2 separate regions of the Homo sapiens genome follow, and region 2 is linked to region 1. Evidence: chromatin loops called from intact Hi-C (ENCODE). Cell type or tissue: Caco-2. All regions are shown on one strand. Links, peaks and the distances in the headings refer to the core of each region. The heading gives the core; the rest is flanking DNA. Region 1 overlaps NWD2 (NACHT and WD repeat domain containing 2). Region 2 overlaps PGCKA1 (PDCD10 and GCKIII kinases associated 1).

Region 1 (10,793 bases), core at 3,332-7,331:
CCACCCAGTTATTCAGGTATACTTCAGTCTATACCATACCAAGCATTCTGCGTACAGAGGCTCACCTGTTGGCCTTTCTCAGCCATGGAAAGGAAGCTTTATCATTAGAAGTTGCTCAGGAAATTACAGAACTGAAGGAATATGTCAGTCATAGTTTCCAGGGAACAAACACAACTAGTAAAAGTAGTCAGATGTGTAGCATTTATTTTGAAAGTTGATAGTAAAAATTTATAAAGGGAAAAACTATAATAGCTGCGTTTTCAGATTGGTTTTGAAATGGTGCGGCAAAGCATTCGTGAAAACCTAAAAGGCACTTGGTAATCATTCTCACTGGATCCATGTGGGTGAAGCTCAGAGAAGTTACAAACCATTTTGACAAATTCCAGAAGGAAGCTGTTTTTAAAAATTAGGTCTTATTTAAAGTCTTCCTGAAAATACCACAATCGTCAGGAATAAGTACTGTATTTAAATATATAGATCAGGGTATATCCTTGTTCCTTTGGAACCTTTAGATCCACCTTTGAGGCTCAGGCTCTTCACCTTTATCAAAGACAGAACAACCCTGTTCCTTCAAGAGCTGTCTTAGAAAAAAGTACCTGGAGTGAAGCTTTCCTATTATTTATGTAAAAAACACCAGTCTGGGGAAGTCATCCTCTTATTTACAATCGCACAGCTCCAGTGTTTGGTTATTTCCCTGGCAAACACTTGTCCTAGCTTTCCCCACACAGTGAAGAACTGTGTCCACATAGATAGCCATGTGAAGATGAGAAATTTCATGTGAGCCACTACAAGTGGAGTGTTTTCTGCTTGGGGTTATATCTCCTGAAGATATACATGCTCATGACAATTTTACTTATTTTACGTTCAAACTCCTTTTAAGATCATGTCTGCACAATCAAAATTGCTGACGTGCCAACTCTTTCAAATGGATATAGTATATATTATATTTTTAGAAATCTTGAAATAAGAATACTGGATAGAACCTGTTAAAGGTGTATTGTTTATGTTTGAATGTAATTTTTCACACTTCTAGTTTCACCTTTTTAAACAACAGGAGAGGACGAGAAATAAATTAGACTCTAAAATGGTGCCCTTCTGAGAACATCAAAACTCAGTGGCCTTGGGAATCGTAAAGAAATTAATTTCTCATGGATAATAGTTACCAGGACTGGAAACCTATTTCCACCATTACCTTCAGTGGATGCTCTCACTGGTTAAATTTCAGGACATTAAGGAACATGCAAAAACAGAAAATAAATATAATATTCTAATAATGCCCTAAAATTCTAAAATTTATAATATTTATAGATAGGCATCAGAAACTGTGAATAAAATTCCCATAAAATCATAAGCATGCACTTCGCCTCTAAAAATAACTCTGTAGAGTTGCCTTTGTATCATAGCTCTCATTTATTTAGGTATATTTAAGTCTATACCATACCAGGCATTCTGTGTACAGCATTTATCCCCCCTGAGCCAAGCTTAGATGGGCTCTGCCAAATTAGTTTATCTGTATTTCTTTTTTTGCTCCATTTGTGATCAACACTTCTGCTTGATACATCCTTTTCATAAATGTGATAACAATGTCAAGTTATAGTTGAATTGCTTTCTGGGAGTCAAAGGTGGCAGAGCATATCTCTGATTATAATGCATTATATATAGATACTACAGTTTGACCGCTTCCTTTCTCTTCATGATGCTCTCAGAATGTAGCAAGCTGTTAATCCAACCTGCTAGCATTTTACACAGATGACTAGAAAAGAGATGGGTCCAAGGCTGCTTTCTGTAGTAGCTCATGATGTCCAGATTTCTGGCATCTTCCCTTATCTACATTATAACAAGTTCTTACTCTTCCTTAAAAAGAATAGTAGACATATGTTTATAAGCTCCTTTAACTGGCTTCCTTAACCAGCTTGCTCAATTAAAACCATTTGTAAAATGTACTGATGCTCATGACACAGCTTACTAGGCACTGGTAGCTATGAAAATATCTTTTTCATTTAGGTTGAAAATTTCCATTGAAAGGCTCTCATTACTGAAAAAATATTATCACAAGAGTTCCACCGAAAGGAACCATTTTTAAATAAAATTCTCACCCTTCTTAATAGTTACATTACAGAATATATGTATATATATTCTAGATTTTGCTTGACATTGGAGTTATGACCAGCATGTAATTTTTTTCAATTTATGGCCAGACCAGCCCTGTGTATTCAGAGCCTCCCTGACAGAAATTCACAATCTGAGATCAAAGCACCTGCAGATTCTGTGGCTGATGAGGGCCAACTTCCCGCTCACAGATGGCTGTCTTCTTGCTGTGTCCTCACAGGGCAGGAGGGCAAGGGAACTCTCTGAGATCTCTTTTATATGAACACGACTTTCATTCATAAAGGCTCTGCCCTCATGAACTAATTACCCAAACGCCCCACCTCCTAACACTATCACACTGAAACCTAATCAGGTTTCAACATATAAATTTCTGGGAGACACAAACATTCAGTTTATAGGGCTCCATAATGGATTATTTTTCTCAATGTTCTGTTTTCTCTCACCATTGTATCCTAAGCGGCTGTCATCGTGCCTGGAATATAAAAGGTGTTCAATGAAGAGCAATTACATGAAGGAAAGGGATGGTGAAGGAGGAAGAAAGGAAGAGCAGCCAATTTTAAGAATACTTGCTTTGTCATTCATTTCCATTAGCTTATTTTACATATTTTTAATTTTTCCCTGCACAATGATGTTTTCATTACTACTGACCCAGTTTAAAATTTTCTTATGGGGACACAAATTATTTATAATATATATGTACTTGTGTGCAAGCATATGTATTGTAAGCCATAATACGGTATATGTTAGAAGAAATGAAGTTATATACTAAGTCACTTTTTCTGTACTTGTTCTGATGGATATTATAACAGTGACATAGATCACCCAGATTGATCAGTCATCAGAATATAATTATATTTTGCCTTAAAATGTGCTTTTGGGCTGGGCGTGGTGGCTCACACCTGTAATCCCAGCACTTTGGGAGGCTGAGGCAGGTGGATCACAAGGTCAGGAGAAAGAGACCATCCTGGCTAACACGGTGAAACCCCATCTCTACTAAAAATACAAAAAATTAGCCGGGCATGGTGGCGGGTGCCTGTAGTCCCAGCTACTTGGGAGGCTGAGGCAGGAGAATGGTGTGAACCCAGGAGGCGGAGCTTGCAGTGAGCCGAGATTGCGCCACTGCACTCCAGCCTGGGCGACAGAGCGAGACTCCGTCTAAACAAAAAAAAAAAAAGAAAAAAAAATTTGCTTTTATATTGATATTTGATCATATCTGACTAGGACTCAATATACCTCAAACAAAATGGTGAGGTCACTTTGTTAAGGAAAGACTGACAAGAAACGGTTAACTAGTTACATCCTTCAGCCTCCTCCTCTTTCTTTCCTGGCCCAGATGGGTCCCTGCTGTTCCCTCTTAGAACCTCTGAAGTCTGAGAGGAAAACTGAGCAGCAATTAGAAATAGTAGATATTAGAAATATCCACTATAACTTTGATATGCTTTCTTTATTATGCTTATGTCCAACCTCTTCCTAAACTTGGGGAGAAAATTAGATAATTTTATGTAAAACCTGTTCTCCCGGGTTGCTGGCTGATTAGGAAAAGACAAATAGGAAATCAAGAAATTATTCTAAAGATTACTTCGCTACAAACCATAAGCAAAATAATTTACCACTAATGACTAAGTGTTGACTATTGAGAATGTGGGTGTGTTGCTCCTTTGTTCTAAGCAATAAACTCCTTCTTATATTTTCTTTCAGCTATAGAGGATGAGTTTGACTTTGCTCTGGGAAAACAAACTCCAGCATTTCTAAAGAAGTGTGTTTGCTACATTAGGAAAATTGCTAACATTGAGCGCTTTGTGAAAATCCCAGAGATGGGAAAATACATGGATATAACTGGAACAGAACCGAGGATTATTCGGGACCCAGAAGCCCAAGAGAAGCTGATAAAACTCAGGGATGAATTTATTCCTACTATTGTTGCATCATCTAATCTGAGAGTGTACACATCTGTTACTCATTGTGACATGAAACTAGGCTACTCCCAAGAAATAGAAAATCATTACATCGAAGGACTTGGTAAACAATTTTATGAGGACATGATTGATATAATTCAGGCAACGATACAACAGAATTTTGACACTGAAACTGATACACTCTATGATGAAATCCTTCAACATTCATCATTATGTAAAACATACGCCTCCTTCTATGAGTACAAATGTGAATCTCTAAACATAGTGCATAACTACATTCTTCCAAGCAAAGCTGGACACATCAACCCTCTTATTATATATGGTGGGCCATGCACTGGGAAGACCCTTCTGCTAGCTGAAGTAGCAAAGAAGGTAAAAGCCTATTCTTTCCCGTGTATATTTGTAAAAACTTGTACTTTTGGAAAATGGTAAATTAATCAAATTCATTTCTACTTTCTGAGTTTACTATGTGAATTATAGTTGGTCTTTTAGGAGTGAATACTGCAGTGCTTCTTTTTTGCTGGTATAACAGTTATATTGAGAGAGCAAAACTCATGGGGTACAACTGGAAAGCAAGTTTATTTTTTTCTTTCACTGTTCAGACTCATGTTGTGGGCTAGTTCCCATCCCTCACCCCATTTGGATGAAAACCCAGGCCAATCTCAATAACTGTTCTCATTCCTTTCAGACAAGGACAAGCCCTCTGGTCACTCCAGTCTGCTAAATCAGTCTCCGTTCAGTAATGAGTATGTCCAGGCTAAGGTAAAAATGAAAATATCAGTCTACACCTTTCTTCCCCATCTGGGGCCTCTCATAAACAAGGCACCTACAGTGGGAAATGGGGATCTTCTTTCTTTTTCCACGTGGCACTTCTTTCTCTCCTTTCCTAATCCCAATGACATTTATGATTCCTATAAAGTCACAGTTTAGGGGATATGGGAAAGGTAAGGTGGCCAGAAAGTTATTACGTAACCAGTGCTGTTCTGAACTGGACTGTGAACTCTCTGTTCTTAGCACATGTTTAAAGCTGCCTCCCATCTCTTTGGAGGCCTTTTCATGGCTTCCTGGAGGTCCTTCCCCTCCCGTACCTCTGCCCTATCTTCCCTGAGCATCTCTTACCTACAGTTGCCTAGACACAGGGGAATGCATCTTTTTTCTAGCTGGTTACTTCCTCAGCTCCTAGACATCCAGCAATGTGCTTCCAGTACCTTTCTGCTAAGATCCTGTCTACATCCCAGCACACTCCTTAGACAGGACCTGCGAAAAGCAAACAGAAACCCTTGTCAGCTCACTGTAGCCTGCCGTCCACATGTAGCACATGGGAAACACTCAGGTATTGTTTTGCCCTGAGGAACTCTAGACCTCTGGGCCAGTCCCAGCCCTGTAGCTCTGTCTCACTTCTCCATCACAGCAGCTAGGCAGCCTCAGTCACTCAGCCTTCATGGTTTCCAGATGTCACTAGGTACCAGATGCCTGTATCCCCAAGCTGTAGGGGGCATTCTATAGGTGGTCCACTAAAGTCCCTTCCTCTTGGCTGGAAGTCAAGGACAGGCATCTCTCTGACCTCCTTCTAGGGAGGGGGAGGTGAGAGAAACAACCCGCAGCACCCTGATCCCCACCATTTTTCCCTGCCTCTCCAGTCTTCTTTTTCAGACTAGCAGCGGGTAATCTGTTAACAGTAGCAAAACTGGTTTTCAGAACCTCCCTTTCAAGTCCTGCATGATGGTCTGGAACCTCACTTTGGAATGTGGTATCTGCTGAGTTGGCTCTTCAGCCTAAACAGGATGAAACTAGTTCCATTATTTTTAACCTCCTCTTCCCTTAGTGTCAAAGTGTGGTGGTTTATTTTATTATGGTGTTAATTCTGAAGCTCTGTGTTATTCTTCCCATGGTGACTCTCTTAAGAACAGGACTTTCTTTAAGTTCACGAATATTCTCATAACCTGTCATGTGCTACATAATCTCAAATTGGTCCTCTTGAAGACAAGAACAGAGACAGTTGCATTACACTGTATGTGAGGATTAGGTTCCAAAGTAAGCCCATAGGTGAAATCAGGTATATTCCATTTACCTTTGAAAAGTCCATAGGAAGTCTAATTTGCTTTTTCTTAATCTATCAAGCCCAGCTGGGTTTTCTGCTTATGTTAGAAGATATAGCTTTTTCTTTAATTAAGCACCAGATGAAGTAGCAGGCTTGTATTTAGGGTCCACATTGCATTGCATAAATTGTGTATGCATATGTTTATGTGCCTTTGAACAGGAATTTGTATGTGTATCTTCAAACTTTAGAATTATTCCAAGTAAGCAAGATAGTAACACCATGAGGGGCACCTGAGAACTGAAACCAAATGAGTAAACATTCACATATGCCATTTTGTAATCACCCTAGGGCCCTTTTCCTTGTGGAGGAAAGGAGCATACAGGCCGCTGGAGGAAACAAATATCGTTCAATTTGACTAAGTCAAAGGTTCATGTGATGCACCTCCACATGCTCTAGCACAAGAGGTCAAGACTTATGTGGGATGTGCTGATTCCCTGCACAGATAAGCAGTCCCAGTGAGGCAGAGTGTGGTAACTGTTCAGAGTTGGTCAGTTTAAGGAACAGCTTTCTGAGCTCTTGCTCTTCTAGATATTTTGTCCAATAGCCTGAGTCTGTCTATTGACTATCCAGGAGTCGGGTCCTCCAAGAAACTGTGCCTCTTTTTAGGTCCTCTGCCTGCGCTTCACTTACCTTTCTCCTGGGGAATGTCTGACTCACCGTCAACAACAACCTGTACCGTCCTGTGACCTCATGTCCCTTTGAGGATGCAGATAGATATCTCATTTTTATCTCATGTGTCACCCAGCATTTCCATGACCATGAGCTCGTGATGGTAGGGCTGCTCTCTACAGACATCACATGTTCAGCAACATGTGACTGGGAGGACGGAGGAGGATGCCTGTAGTTATCATAAGCAATCAATGTAGAAACAAACCGGTGTTTTCAGATTTACCACCAAAGGATAGTTGTTGAATGACAAGATTATCTTCCTTGAAATCAGCTTCAAAGGTTGAGGCTAAACAACAGCAACGAAATGTTTATTTTCCTTAACAGCTCCTTATAAAACTGACCTCCATAAATCTTTCTAATTTTATTCATGCCTTAACCTGAACTATCTCTCCTGAGGAAGCAAAGTTCACAAACTTACCTCCTAATGTGTAAAATCACTCTTCCTTATCTCAGGCATATCCTTGGTAAATTCCAAGGATAACTGAAAGACTTTATTTTCCTAAAAATACTCATTGGAGTATTTTATGCCTTGGGCATATTTCTTCTTATATTGACCTTTCAAAACAGAAAGACTAAACTTAGTGGGCTCCTCACATATTTTATCCTTTAACACCACAGAGTATTTAAGAAATGAAAGAATGAAAAGTCAGGTATGACTTCTACTCCAGCTTTGTCTCTTGGTGACCATTTAACTCTGAGCAGTCATTTATCCAGCTTGGGCCTCAGTTTCCTCTCCTATTAAATGACACTGTAATCTCATCTACCCTTCAGAGAGATAATGTGAGGACTGATGGCTACATGTATATAAAATCAACTATCTGTTACAAAGCACAACGTTTAACAAAGCTCTTTTAACCACCATTCTGTGGATTTTATAACAGATAAATAATAATCAAAATTATGACCCTATAACACCATAAAATTATCTCTAAATCATAAAAGATTATATTCAAAGTAATTTCAGTACTGAATATTTTTATTGCTTTCTAATTAATTGGAAATTTGGTCAGCCATATATGACATTATATGCTCTCAATTAATGCATATATTTAACTTAATATAATATGTAAATCATTACTTATCCATTCATTAAACACTTACAAAGGACCTACTGTGTGCCAACAACTGCACCAGGAAATGGGTATTCATTCAGTGATACAAAGCTGACCATACTAGATATTTGTATTTATAATTCATGAAACACCTTGTATCTTCTGGAATACAAGCTAAATATTGCCGAATGAGTGAAAAATACTATTATTGCTACTTTAGTACACTCAGTAGGGGTAATCCTGAGGGTCTCACCTGTAGATTTTGGTACACAAGCTTCATGGCAGTTCTTTGGCCTTCTCAGAGGGTTTTTCCAATTTTTGGTCCTAAGCTATTTCCTGCACAGCAGAGGAGACCAGAAATCTGAGCTCTGGAGAGAGGCAATGTTATCACATATGACCATGTGAATACATATTACCATTCTAAACTCCACTTTTGTGTTTCAGGCTTATGGCTGGCTACATGAGGACACAGGACCAGAATCTGACCCAGTAGTCATCGTGAGATTTCTAGGAACGACAGACATGAGCTCTGACCTTAGGACTCTCCTTCTAAGTGTTTGTGAACAATTGGCAGTTAACTACCGGTGTCTGGTTCAAAGCTACCCTAAGAAGATCCATGACCTCTGTGACTTATTTATAAATCTTTTGAATGAGTCTTCACTGCAGAGACCTCTAGTCATAATATTCGATGCACTAGAGCAGCTCTCAGAGAATGATGATGCCAGGAAGCTTTGGTGGCTCCCAGCTCACCTGCCCCGCTTTGTCCGGATAGTCCTTTCCACGCTGCCCAACAAACATGGGATCTTGCAGAAACTAAGGTGCCTTATCCATGAAGAAGACAACTACATCGAGCTGATTCCCCGAGACAGGAAGATGTGCAGCCAGGTCCTCAAACACCAGCTGCTGCGCGTCAAAAGGAAGGTCACATCAGGCCAGCAGATTTATGTGAACAATGCATTATCCAAGTGCACACTGCCAATGTTTGTGAACCTGACCTTCAGGGAGGTGAGGCACTGGAGATCTCACAAAGACGTCGATGAATCCTCCCTCTCTGTCACCGTTCATGAAAGTATAGAGCAGTTATTCTGGTCCTTGGAGAAGAAGTGTGGTCAGAAACTGGTCTCTAGGGCTCTTGGTTACATCACCATGGCCAAAATGGGTCTGAGTGAAATGGAACTGGAGGATGTGTTAGCCCTAGACAACAGTGTAATGAGTGAGCTCAAAGAAAACACCAGACCCAGCAATCCCCTGAGAGTACCTTACTTGTACATTGCAAGGCTCAAGGAGGGTCTCAGTGGATACCTAATAGAAAGACATGTGAAAAATGTCACACTCCTAGTCTGGGCCAACAGACACCTGCAGCTCATAGCCCAGAAGCTATATCTGCAGGATGACAATGACCTGCGTGAAATGCACACCATCTTAGCAGATTATTTTCTGGGGGTTTGGTCAGGGGGCAGGAGGAAAGCCTTCTGCCTTGAGGACCCCTACTTGAATGGCTGCCTTGACTTGGAGAACAGAAGTTTGCTGGAGGAAGAAAAGCACTTCATGGAACAGGCTTCCTTTGACAGGCAGGCTCCAGACCAGCCCTGGGTTTTCCAGTGTAATCCCCTGGAACCTGACATCTTTTTCGTTAATCATCGGAAAATGTCTGAGCTGTTGTACCACTTGACGAGGTGTGGAAAAACCGATGACCTGCTTTACGGCATCATCATGAACTTCAGCTGGCTTTATACCATGATCAAAATTGGCCAGTTTGACAAAGTGCTTTCAGACATTGAGCTGGCTTACAACTACTCGCAAGAGAAGGAGCTGAAGTTCCTGGCCAACACCCTCCGCAGCATCAAAAACAAGGTCACTGCATTTCCCGGCTCCCTTTCAGCAGAGCTTCAGCAAAGACTGCTGCCTGTTGTAAGCTCCCTGCCCAAACTTAGACATCTTCTTTTAGAGTGTGATAAAGATGGGCCCAAATATTGCTCCATTGTACCACTGCATTCATCCATGGATGTGACATACAGCCCAGAGCGTCTTCCCTTATCATCCAGTCACCTGCATGTCACAGAGATCCTGCCTACCTGTAACCCCAGCACTGTCCTCACAGCTTTAGAAAATGGTTCCATCAGCACCTGGGATGTAGAGACTCGACAGCTACTCAGGCAAATCACCACAGCCCAGTCTGTCATCCTGGGCATGAAACTCACCAGTGATGAAAAGTACCTTGTGGTGGCTACAACAAATAACACCTTGTTGATTTATGACAATGTCAATTCTTGCCTCCTGTCTGAAGTAGAAATCAAGGGGACCAAGCATGGAAGCAGCGCCACCTACATCAATGGATTTACACTGTCCGCCAACCACGCCCTTGCATGGCTCGAAGCCAGCAAAGATGTCACTGTCATCGATCTGCTGTACGGATGGCCGCTTTACCAGTTCCACTGCTGGTATGAAGTGACGTGCGTCCAGTGCTCCCTGGATGGTCTGTATGCTTTCTGTGGCCAATACCTGAACACAACCACCATATTTCATTTAGGGAGTGGAGAAAAGTTATGTACAGTGACATCAGAATTTTCAGGTGGATTTGTGAAGTTTCTTCTTATCTTGGACACAGCTCAGGAAATGGTCATGGTAGACAGTGAAGGAAGTCTTTCTGTTTGGAATACTGAGGACATTTCCAGCCCCCAGCTGACTGATGACTTTGATTGCCGAAGAGAAGACAGTGAGGTGGTCAGCATTGAGCTTTCAGAAGACCAAAGTGCAGTTCTGATCTGTAAAGCCCTCAGCATTGAGCTCTTAGATACTGGTCTGTGGAAGGTGGCTGAAAAGTTCAGAGCCAAGCACAACGAACGCTTTATATCTGCCGTGCTGTCTAAAAATGGAGATTGTATCATCGCCACCATGGAAAATACCTCAGCTGTGTTTTTTTGGAGGCGGGACACAGGACAGTGT
Region 2 (10,793 bases), core at 3,152-7,151, 51 kb after region 1:
AATAGAAGGAACTGAGCAGATTTCCCTGAACTTGGTAGGCATGGGTTATTACAGCTAGTCTAGCTCTGGCAGGTTCCCCCTGTACATAGCCAGTAGTTAAGCACCGTATCATGAATCAGGTTTGAATTATCGCCTCTATTCATAGCACAGAATAAGTTAATTTGAGACGGATATGTCTTTGTTCAAGGTAGACTTATTGCCTTATTTTTTCCTAGTAGATATTTACTAAACTCATATGTTCTTTCTAGTGCTGCCACGTCTATACCATTGCTCCTGAAATCTTAGTTCAAATCCAACTTCTGCCACTTTAGCACCTTGTCATTTTATCCATCTAAGCTGAAATTCAAAGCCTCTAACTCCTACTCTTAGGTGAAGATTTTTTTTTCCCTGATCTCTTCTCACATGTGAGACTTTGTGGGTATCAGGAGCCATGGGGACTAGGCAGCCTGGTAATTACATTGTTTACTTCCTAGTTTCACACAAAACCAAGTCAATCCTGGGCCTGCCACCAAGCACCCTTTAGGGAAATATATTTCAAAAAGCTTCACTGAAACCACTTATTTATTGACATTCAGAGACAGTTAATCATTCTGCCGAGCAAGAAACACTTAGACCAAACAAGAAACAGCCCAACCTTTCAAGCACCGAGCCTTTGTCAAAGGTTTATTGAGAAAAGAAAGGCACAAAAGAACCAGCGTTGCCAAACTCGGGCAGCCATTGTCAACCCTTTGCCAAGTGATAGTATCATATGGCATCAGACATGAGCTTAAGAAAGAGAAAAAAGGAGGAAGGAATAAGCTTTCTTTCCATATATAAATCAGATTGAAGTTACTGTTCCTTTTTGGGACTTTCAGTGTTTATCCTCTTTCTGGAATATATTTTCCTTCTTCTTGCTTCAGCTCACCATCCCCAAAACATACACATGCACACACATGCACATTGTCCCATACCTTCATAATATATTTGAATGATACAGTCTGCTAAAATTACTGTCACAGACATTATCTTCATCTTGGACACCTGTTTGTTCTAGTTCCTGGCTGCCTGGAAGTTCTGAAAACGTGACTCAGCCTAGAGCTTTTTGTTAAACCATAAGGAAAGCTACTAATTTCTCTACACAGAGATAGCATGTATAAAGTAATCACCACTGTGATCCAGAAATGGTGATGTCTACACTGGGAGTGATTGATGGTGGTTATTACTGGGGTGGAGATGGTACGAGTGACATCTTAAGATACATTTATTAAAATGGGCCAAGAACCACATGAAATGCTTTGCTTGTTTTGAAGTAGGTTTCTTTGCCCAAAGGTTAAGGAAATATTTCAAAAAGGCAAAAAGAGATTGACCCCCACACACTCTCTTATTTTCTGTATGAACATTTTCAAGCTACAGAAAAGTTGAAAGAATTGTACATGAACTACACTCACCACCTGAAATCTACAACTAAAATTTTTCATATTTGCCTGATCACATATGTAACCATCTAACCATCCCTCTATCAAGTAATGTATCTTTTTATTTAACTGTATTTCAGAGCAAGTTGCAAACATCAGTTCATTTCACCCCAGCACTTCAATATGCATTGCATTAACTGTAAGTTTTTTTTATGGTTATCTTCTTTCCCTTCTTCATCCTACCCTGGTATAATTTACATACAGTGAAATATACAAATTTAAGTGTATTATTTGGGAGTTTTAACTGTATAACTCAAATTTCCATCAAGATATATAGAAAACATTATCATTACCCAGGAAAACCCTCTTGCTGTTTCCAATCAATCCTTGTCCCCAGCCCCATGGAGTCAATGACTGTTCTAATTTTTAAAAATCACCACAGATTAATTTAGCCTGTTCAAAACTTCATATTCATGAATCATACATTTATATCACACATTTGTATGATTACATATATACATATGTCCTCCTTTGTGTAAGGCTTCTTTTACTCAGCCTGGTTTTGTGTTTTGTTGATGTTGCATGTTTCTTTTTCTTTTTTATTGCTCAGTAGTATAATATTTTATTGCTCATTCTTTTTTATTGCTTAGTAGTATTTCATTGTATGACTACACCACAGTGTTTTTTACTATTGTTGGACATTTGGATTATTTCAGTTTGGGGCTATTATGAATAAAGCTAATATCAAGACTCCTGTACCAGTCTTTATGTGCACTTTTGTGTAAATATCTAGGAGTGGAAAATTGCTAGGTCATAGAGTTGTTCCATAGCCTTCACATCCAGGCCCTGTTGGGCTTAAATTTTCTTGGAAGAGCAATTTCCAAATCCTTTCAAGTCCAGAATATTTTTTTCACACAGCAATAGTAAAATAAGACAATAATAGTTAATTTTTAGGTCCAAAATGTATTTATTTTCCATATGCTTAAAGGCAGTGTATTTCCTAAAAGACTAGTTTCAAACCAGTGTATTAAGACACATTGGCATATGAATTAGTGGGAGAATCAAGATTTGGAACATTGTAGGCAACTCGAGCTTGTCACATGATAGCTGGTGGCCCCACAGTCATGCCATGTGATAAATCCATGTAGGCAACAACAACAAAAAAACCCAAACGGCCTGCATTCTGCCTCTTGACATCCACAAAGCACTTGGATATTGGAACACTGCTAACAAAAACCTGTGGGTCTACATAGGCTTGCCAACAGAAGCAGCAGAAGTAGCCAGAGTATAACCTCTGCCTTACTTCCTTCTACCTTTCTCTTCTTGCATTCTACTGTCTGAATCTAAGTCAGTGTGGGAACTCTCCTGCCAGAGCACCTGGGAAATCTGGATGAAGATACCAGCATCAGTCTACCTTATTCCTCACCTATCTCCCCTCCCATGCTCACAAATCCTGTTCCATCACCTCTGGCCTGCTGATAGACCTTCTTCAAGTGATTATCTCCCCGCTTTCCTCCGTCTTTAACCTCTACCTTTTCTTCCATCTCCTATCAACATAACCTAACAACTTGACTCTTCCAGTGTAAACCTCCCTTAGTCCTCCAGTTGACCCTTGAACAACACAGGTTCAAATGCATGGGTCCACTTATAAGTGGGTTTTTTTCAACCAAACCCATTTAAAAAACACAGTGTTACTAGGATGTGAAACCCACGTATATACCAAAGGCCAGCTTCTCCTAAGCGGTTTCCTAAGTGGTTCCTCAGGCCACCTGTGATAATTGAGTATGCATGGATTTTGGTATACGCAGAGGTCCTGGAAGATTGCCGGGGCTTAGGGGAAGAAGGAAATGGGGATTGCTGTTCAATGGGTATAAAGTTTCAATTATGCAAGATGAATAAGTTCTAGAAATCTGCTGTATAATATGATGTCTGTAGTTAACAATACTGTATTGTGCACTTAAAATTTAAGAATGTAGATCTCCTGTTAAGTGCTCTTACTACAAGGAAATAAAAGTCATGTATAAGAAATTCTATAATTTTTCATACACTAAATTCTTATGTATGCTATGGTCTCATTTTGGGGGAAGGAGAGAAAGATTTGCTCTATATCATTGTTATGTCTCTGTTTTTTTGCCCTAGCTTTTGGGGAGATTTTAGCCATAGATAGCTTACCACCCTAAAATAGCACATTCCTAGGATGATAGTCTTCTTAATTAATTTTTCAAATGTGAATTACACATACAATAATATAACATTCCACTTCATATAGTCATTTAATTATAAAAGTTTTAGCATAAACACAAAAATTAGAAAAATAAGGTTACATTTTTGGGTGAGAGAATTGTGGGTGACTCTGAGGTATGGTTCTGCAACTTATGTAAGGAGCACACCAATGTATTTTTCTGTCTTTAATGCAAAAAGTATTTATTGAGCACCTTCTCTGTGTGCCAGTTGTTGTTGAAGACCTGGGATGACAAAAAATAAATAAGTTTCCCTAAACCAATGATTAGACTCCTTGACTTGACACTAGCAGGGTTTTTCCAGCACAGATAAATCTGGCAAGCAAAGGAAAGCTTTAGTGTCAGATCCAAAATGTTAGTGCAAATGAATGTAACCTGAGATTGTCCTAAATGGGATTGCTGTAGCCAACGCATAATATGTTCTTTGACCTTCTGAGATTGACTGAACCAAATTTGTCATGAGAAATTGTCTCCTCTTAGATCTCCTATCATTCTTAACACTAGATTACATAACTTAAAAAAAAAGAAAAGAAAGAGGATAGAAAAAAAGAGTGTCATGAATCAATCTAAGATTCTTGTGAATCAAATTATATTCTTTGTATCTATTTTTAGAGAAGGTAATTGAAACTCAATTTTCAGCACTGTATACTCAGTTTTCATTGCTCTCCTGTATGTTAATGCATAATTCTCATAACAACCATATGGAATAGGTATTAATATCCCCCAATTTATGGGTGAGGAACCATAGGAATAGATTAACTGACTTACACAAAGTCGTAAAGTTAGTAACAGGAGGTTTGAACCCAGCAATCTTAATCAACCCGGCATTTTTCTCTTAAATGTAGAGACCCCTTCCCCTACTTTCATATTGGTATTTTTAAAAGACTAGACTCATGTTCTTCCTTTTCATGTACTAGAAACGTGTAGGAGTGACTTGGCCAATGCTACCAAGAAGAGCGTTGACTTTAATGCAAACGTCTACCCGCGTTTGTAGTAGTTTCCTTTCTTTGTCCCCTGCCAGGTTCTCAAGCAGAGCTTAACTCATGGAGACAGGTAAATATTAACTTTTAGGTCAGCATCACCATACGTCACACACAAGAGTCTAAACAGAAGGGTACTTTGGTCTCTCCCGGCTTCTCCTCTCACCTGGACAGAGGAAGATAGAAATGCAGCCTCCTTTGTTTCTCTAAAAATCAGAAGATGGCTTTGCCACCTTCATTTGATGGGATCAGATTGTGTTTTTGCATGTGTGTGTATAATACATACCAAATTTTAATGATCAAAATAATCAGGGGACTCTACTCCCAGTTACCAGATTTCTGTGTGTTTGTGTTCAAAAGTACAGACACATGTACAAAGAAATACAATAAACAAATGTAGAGTTCAAGGGACATTAGAAATTAGTACAATTCTATTTATCAAAAGGGAAAGGGAGTACCCCCAAAATTGTTTACCAAAATCACATAGATTCTATTTTGATAAAGTCTTTACTTTTTAGCTCTATTTATACTATTACACTTTAAATCATTTTTTAAATTTTATCAAAGTTATATACTAGAATATAAAGAGCCTGCAGATTTCATAAGGTTCCTTAAGGAAAAGAGCAGTCCTCAGCCAGCCAGCCTACTTCCAATCCACCTTCCTCAAACCACTTTCCACTCTTTGCCTGGTATTTACTTCCTGACACCTTAATGTCAAGTGTTCCTCCTGATTTTTTTACTTGGGATATTGTACATTGACTTTCCGCTATGGAAGATGATGGCTTAGCTCTTTATTCTCTCTGTCCACACCACAGGCAGTTAATTCCCATCCTCATGATATAATTATATCTCGATTTCAATTAGAAAAATATTCAATTTACATTATTCACATTATTATGACTATATGTGATATTCAGAAATGGGGCATATGCTCAACTATATTTTTGTGGGAACACAATATCCCTGGAGTTAGTTTTTTTACTTGTTTGTATGGTTTTATCTGTTTTTCTTGTGCATTTTTTTAACGTACTTAGCTTTCATTAATAATATTTGCCAATTGTTAATATTCTTTCAAGATGTTCAGTGAGTCCAGCAGTTTCCTACCAGGTACCTTATCAATTCTTATCAGGTATCTTATCCTATGTTGTAAAATTTCACAATGATATCCCTTGGTGTGAGTTTATTTCCATCTACTGGGCACTCAGTGGTCCTTTGAATCTAGAAAATCTACCCTCCAGTTTGGGGGAATTTTCTTGAATTATTTTCTTGATGTTTTCTTCTGTGGGTTTTTATTTTGTTTTATTTCACTTTCTAGATCTTCTAGAATTATTGGATTATCTGCCTTTATCTGTCCTCTTATCCATTTATTTGTTTTTTCACTCTAATTTCTTTATTTTAATTTACATTCCTTTGATGGAGGTTTTTATATAATGCTATCATGTTTTTCCTTTCTAAGAGGTCCTTTTTTATTCTCTGAATGGCCTTTTTGTAGAAGCATTATTTTCTTGCTTCATTAAGCAAATATGGACACAGGTCTATATTTTTATCTTTGTGAATTATTTTTTCTTTTTTTTTTCTTTAGGTGGAGTCTTGCTCTTTCTACCAGGCTGGAGTGCAGTGGCGTGATCTTGGTTCACTGCAACCTCCGCCTCCCAGGTTCAAGTGATTCTCCTACCTCAGCCTCCCAAGTAGCTGGGATTACAGGTGTGCGCCACCACTGAATTTTTTAACAATCATCTTTAAATTTTTCTTTTACCTCCATAGTTTCTGGTCCCTCCAGATTGTTTTTGGCTTTCCCCGGCTACCTGATAGTCATTGGCGTTCTGCTCATATATAAGAGCAAGGGACTAAAACTGAAATTCTGAACATCTTCTGAGACAGGAGCATGGCATCTGGTCTGAGGAGGTGCTCAGCCTCACTGATGGTGATTCTCACTGGAATGATCTGGCTGAGCCAGTTGTTAGGGAGCTTCCAATGTCAGTGTCTTCAGGTACTTCTGCATAGTTGGTTGGATCCTGTAACAAAGCTCTTCCAAACACTTGCCTGGAAGGTATGGACCTTGCTGCCAGGAGGTGAAGGATGAAGGTGAAAAGGAGACTTGGGTAATCTCCCTATGCTTCGGGCATATTTACTTAATCCTCCTATCTTACATAGTATCCCACGTTGGATATGCCTGGTACATCTCCCAATTCAGAAACCTTCTGGTTTGGCCCTCACCAAAGGATAAACTTCCAGACTTCTGCTGAGGTAGAGCAGGTGTACTTGCCCAGGTGACTGCAGTAAGGGAAGACTAAGCATGTCAGCTGCTTCTTAAACACAGTTCAGCCACTCCTCATTTTGGCCTCAGCCTCCTACTCTGCCTGAGGTACCTGCTGCTGCCACCGATCCTAGTGCCTTTTGAAGACCCTCTGCTGTAAATTGGTGCCACTGCCAGCCCTGGTTCAGCTTTCTCAGGTCCACTGAGTGACCACTCATCTGCCTACTTCCTAGCTTCCAAAATGCTGTTACTGTCATCTCTCCTAGTTATTGATATGTGTGTGTGTATGTGTGTATGTATGTATATGTGTATAGATATATATATGTATATGCGTCTATATATGTATATATGTATTTATGTGTATATATGTAGATGTATGTATGTATATACCTTAAATCTGTAATTATTCTGCTTTTAATAAGATTCAGGAAGAGGCCAAACTTGCTGAGTCTGTTCAATCCACTGTCTTTACCTGGTGTTTCACCAAGACACATTTAAATAGAGACAGTATTTACCAACATATCTACACAGAGGTCCAACAACATGTAATTATCTGTTCTAATTCATGGTGAATTACAGTATTTAATAATATTTTTTAAAATTATCATAAAAAGCTAATTCATTTGTGAACACAAATTTTTCTTAATTCCCACTTCATGACGTATTAGTTTTATGATCACGTTAGGCTTACTCCACAAACATTTATTGGTATCTGCTTTATCCATGGAGTCACAGCAGGTGATAGAGGATTTGTAACCCTCTCCCCTTTCCCTGCCACTCCACTGAGAAGCAGATATCATGGCATGAATGATTAAATAGGAGACTATATTTCATTTATAAAATGGCTTAGGAACTTTTACAGATGAAAGAAACTGTTCTTGAAACTGCCAATAATATCAGGAAAGTGAATACTAGGTCTTATTTGTTCTTTTTAATGATTTTTTCATACCCATTAACCATTCTCACCCCCACCTCCCCATCCTCCATGGCCCCACTACCCTTCTCAGCCTCTGGTAACCATCCTTCTACTCTCTGTGTCCATGAGTAGTTTAGATTTTTAGCTCCCACAAATAGGTGACGACATGTGAAGTTTGTCTTTCTGTGCGTGGCTTATTTCACTTAAAATAATGATCTCCAGTTCCATCCCTGTTGTTGCAAATGACAGGATCTCATTCTTTTATGGCTGAATAGTATTTTGTTATGTTTATGTACCACATTTTCTTTATCCATTCATCTGTTGATGGAAACTTAGGTCGCTTCCAAATCATAGCTGTTGTGAATAGTGCTGCAATAAACATGGGAAATTAGGTATCTCTTTGATATCCTAATTTCCTTTCTTTGGGGTATATAACTAGCAGTGGGATTGCTGGATTGCACGGTAGCTCTATTTTTAGGTTTGTTTGTTTAACTTTTATTTTAAGTACATGTAGAGGTTTGTTATATGCAGGTAAAGTGGTGTCATGGGGGTTTGTTGTACAGATTATTTTGTCACCCAGATATTAAGCCTGGTACCCATTAGTTATTTTTCCTGATCCTCCCTTCTACCCTGCACCCTCCAGTAGTCCTCCATGTCTGTTTTTGCTCTCTATGTATCCATGCATTCTCATCATTTAGCTCCCACTTATAAGTGATAACATGCAATATTTGGTTTTCTGTTCCTGTGTTAGTTTGCTAAGGGTGATGCCCTCCAGCTCCATGATCCTTCAAAGGACATGATATTGTTCCTTTTTACACTTGCATAATATTCCATAGTGTATATGTACCAATTTTCTTTATCCAGTCTGCCACTGATGGGCATTTAGGTTGATTCCATGTCTTTGCTATTATGAACAGTGCTGCAGTGAACATATGTGTGCATATGTCTTTATGATAGAACGATTTATATTCCTTTGGGTATATACCCAGTAATGGGACTCCTGGGTCGATTGGTAGTTCTGTTTTTAGGTCTTTGAGGAATTGCCACACTGTTTTCCACAATGGCTGAACTAATTTACACTCCTATCAACAGTGTATAAGCCTTCGCTTTTCTCCGCAACCTCACCAGCACCTGTCATTTTTTTGACTTTTAATAATAGCCATTCTGACTGGTGCAAGATGGTATCTCATTATGGTTTTGATTTGCATTTCTTTAATGATCAGTAATATTGGGCTTTTTTTCATATGTTTGTTGGGTGAACATATGTCTTCTTTGAAAAGTGTCTGTTCAGCAACCTACAGAATGGGAGAAAATTTTTGCAATCTATCGATCTGACAAAGGGCTAATATCCAGAATCTATAGAGAGCTTAAACAAATTTACAAGAAAAAAAAAACCCCATCAAAAAGTGGGCAAAGGATATGAACAGACACTTCTCAAAAGAGAACATTCATGCGGCCAACAAACATATGAAAAAAAGCTCATCGTCACTGGTCATTAGAGAAATGCAAATCAAAATCACAATGAGATACCATCTCACGCCAGTTAGAATGGCGATCATTCTTAAAAAGTCAGGAAATAACAGAAGCTGGAGAGGATGTGGAGAAATAGGAACACTTTTACACTGTTGGTGGGAGTGTAAATTAGTTCAGCCATTGTAGAAGACAGTATGGAGATTCCTCAAGGATCTAGAACCAGAAATAGCATTTGACCCAGCAATCCCATTACTGGGTATATACCCAAAGGATTATAAATCATTCTATAAATACACATGCACATATATGTTTATTGCACTGACTTGGAACCAACCCAAATGTCCATCAGTGATAGACTGGATAAAAAATATAGCACATATACACCATGGAATACTACGCAGCCCTAAAAAAGATGAGTTCATGTCCTTTGCAGGGACATGGATGAAGCTGGAAACCATCATTCTCAGCAAACTAACACAGAAACAGAAAACCAAACACCACATGTTCTCACTCATAAGTGGGAGTTCAACAGTTAGAACACACGGACACAGGGAGGGGAACATCACACACCGGGCCTATCGGGGTTGGGGGCAAGGGGAGGGATAGCATTAGGAGAAATATCTAAAGTAGATGATGGGTTGATGGGTGCAGCAAACCACCATGGCAAGTGTATACCTATGTAACAAACCTGCACATTCTGCACATGTATCCCAGAACTTAAAGTATAATTTAAGAAAAAAAAAAGTGTCTGTTCATGTCCTCTGCCAACTTTTTAATGGGGTTGTTTATTTTTCTTTTTTTCTTGTAGATTTAAGTTCCTTATAGATGCTGAATGTTAGACCTTTGTCAGATGCATTGTCAGATGCATAGTTGGCAAAAAAATTTTTTTTACCTGGTGTTCTATAGACAATCCATAACCTATAGACAACCATTCTATAGATTGTCTGCTTACTCTGCTGATAGTTTCTTTAGCTGTGCAGAAGCTCTTTTGTTTAATTAGACTTCATTTGTCAACCTTTGCTTTTGTTGCGATTACTTTTGGCATCTTCCTTATAAAATCTTTGCCTGTTCCTATGTCCAAAATGGTATTGCCTAGGTTGTCTTTAGGGTTTTTATAGTTTTGAGTTTTACATTTAAGTCTTCAATCCCATTTGAGTTGATTTTTGTATGTGGCATAAGGAATTTTCTGCATATGGCAAGCCAGTTTTCCCATCACCATTTATTGACTAGGGAATCCTTTCCCCATTGCATGTTTTTGTCAGCTTTATCAAAGATCATATGGTTGTAGGTGGATGGCCTTATTTCTGGGCTATGTATTCTGTTCCATTGGTCTGTGTGTCTGCTTTTGTACCAGTACCATGCTGTTTTGGTTATTGTAGCCCTTTAGTAGAGTTTGACTTTGGGTAGCGTGATTCCTCCAGGTTTGTTCTTTTTGCATAGGATTGCCTTGGCCATTTGGGCTCTTTTTGGGTTCCACATGAATTTTAAAATAGTTTTTTCTAGTTCTGTGAAGAATGTCATTGGTAGTTTGAC

Evidence for each region. A loop is a pair of places that touch in the nucleus more often than their neighbours do. Peaks named below come from ENCODE experiments on the same cell type or tissue, not always from the same donor. Only the 100,000 strongest peaks of a DNase experiment are listed, where the experiment ranks them.
Region 2: it touches region 1 in a loop (1.9-fold over the local background); 1 of 110 quality-filtered maps calls a loop at or near these places.

Annotation. Positions count from the first base shown.
Region 1 is chr4:37,434,994-37,445,786 of GRCh38, forward strand. NWD2 (NACHT and WD repeat domain containing 2) reads left to right here. Exons shown (of 7, transcript NM_001144990.2): 6 at 3,808-4,397; 7 at 8,292-10,793. Among named protein-coding and RNA genes, the nearest start is that of PGCKA1, 14 kb to the right of the region's middle. RefSeq lists an enhancer at 6,180-7,379. In Caco-2, for the core only: no CTCF peak of the experiment used is centred there; DNase peaks (open chromatin) are centred at 5,354, 5,738 and 6,848.
Region 2 is chr4:37,485,867-37,496,659 of GRCh38, forward strand. All of the region lies in intron 1 of PGCKA1 (PDCD10 and GCKIII kinases associated 1), which reads left to right. Among named protein-coding and RNA genes, the nearest start is that of PGCKA1, 37 kb to the left of the region's middle. In Caco-2, for the core only: no CTCF peak of the experiment used is centred there; a DNase peak (open chromatin) is centred at 4,655; H3K4me3 peaks cover 351 bases.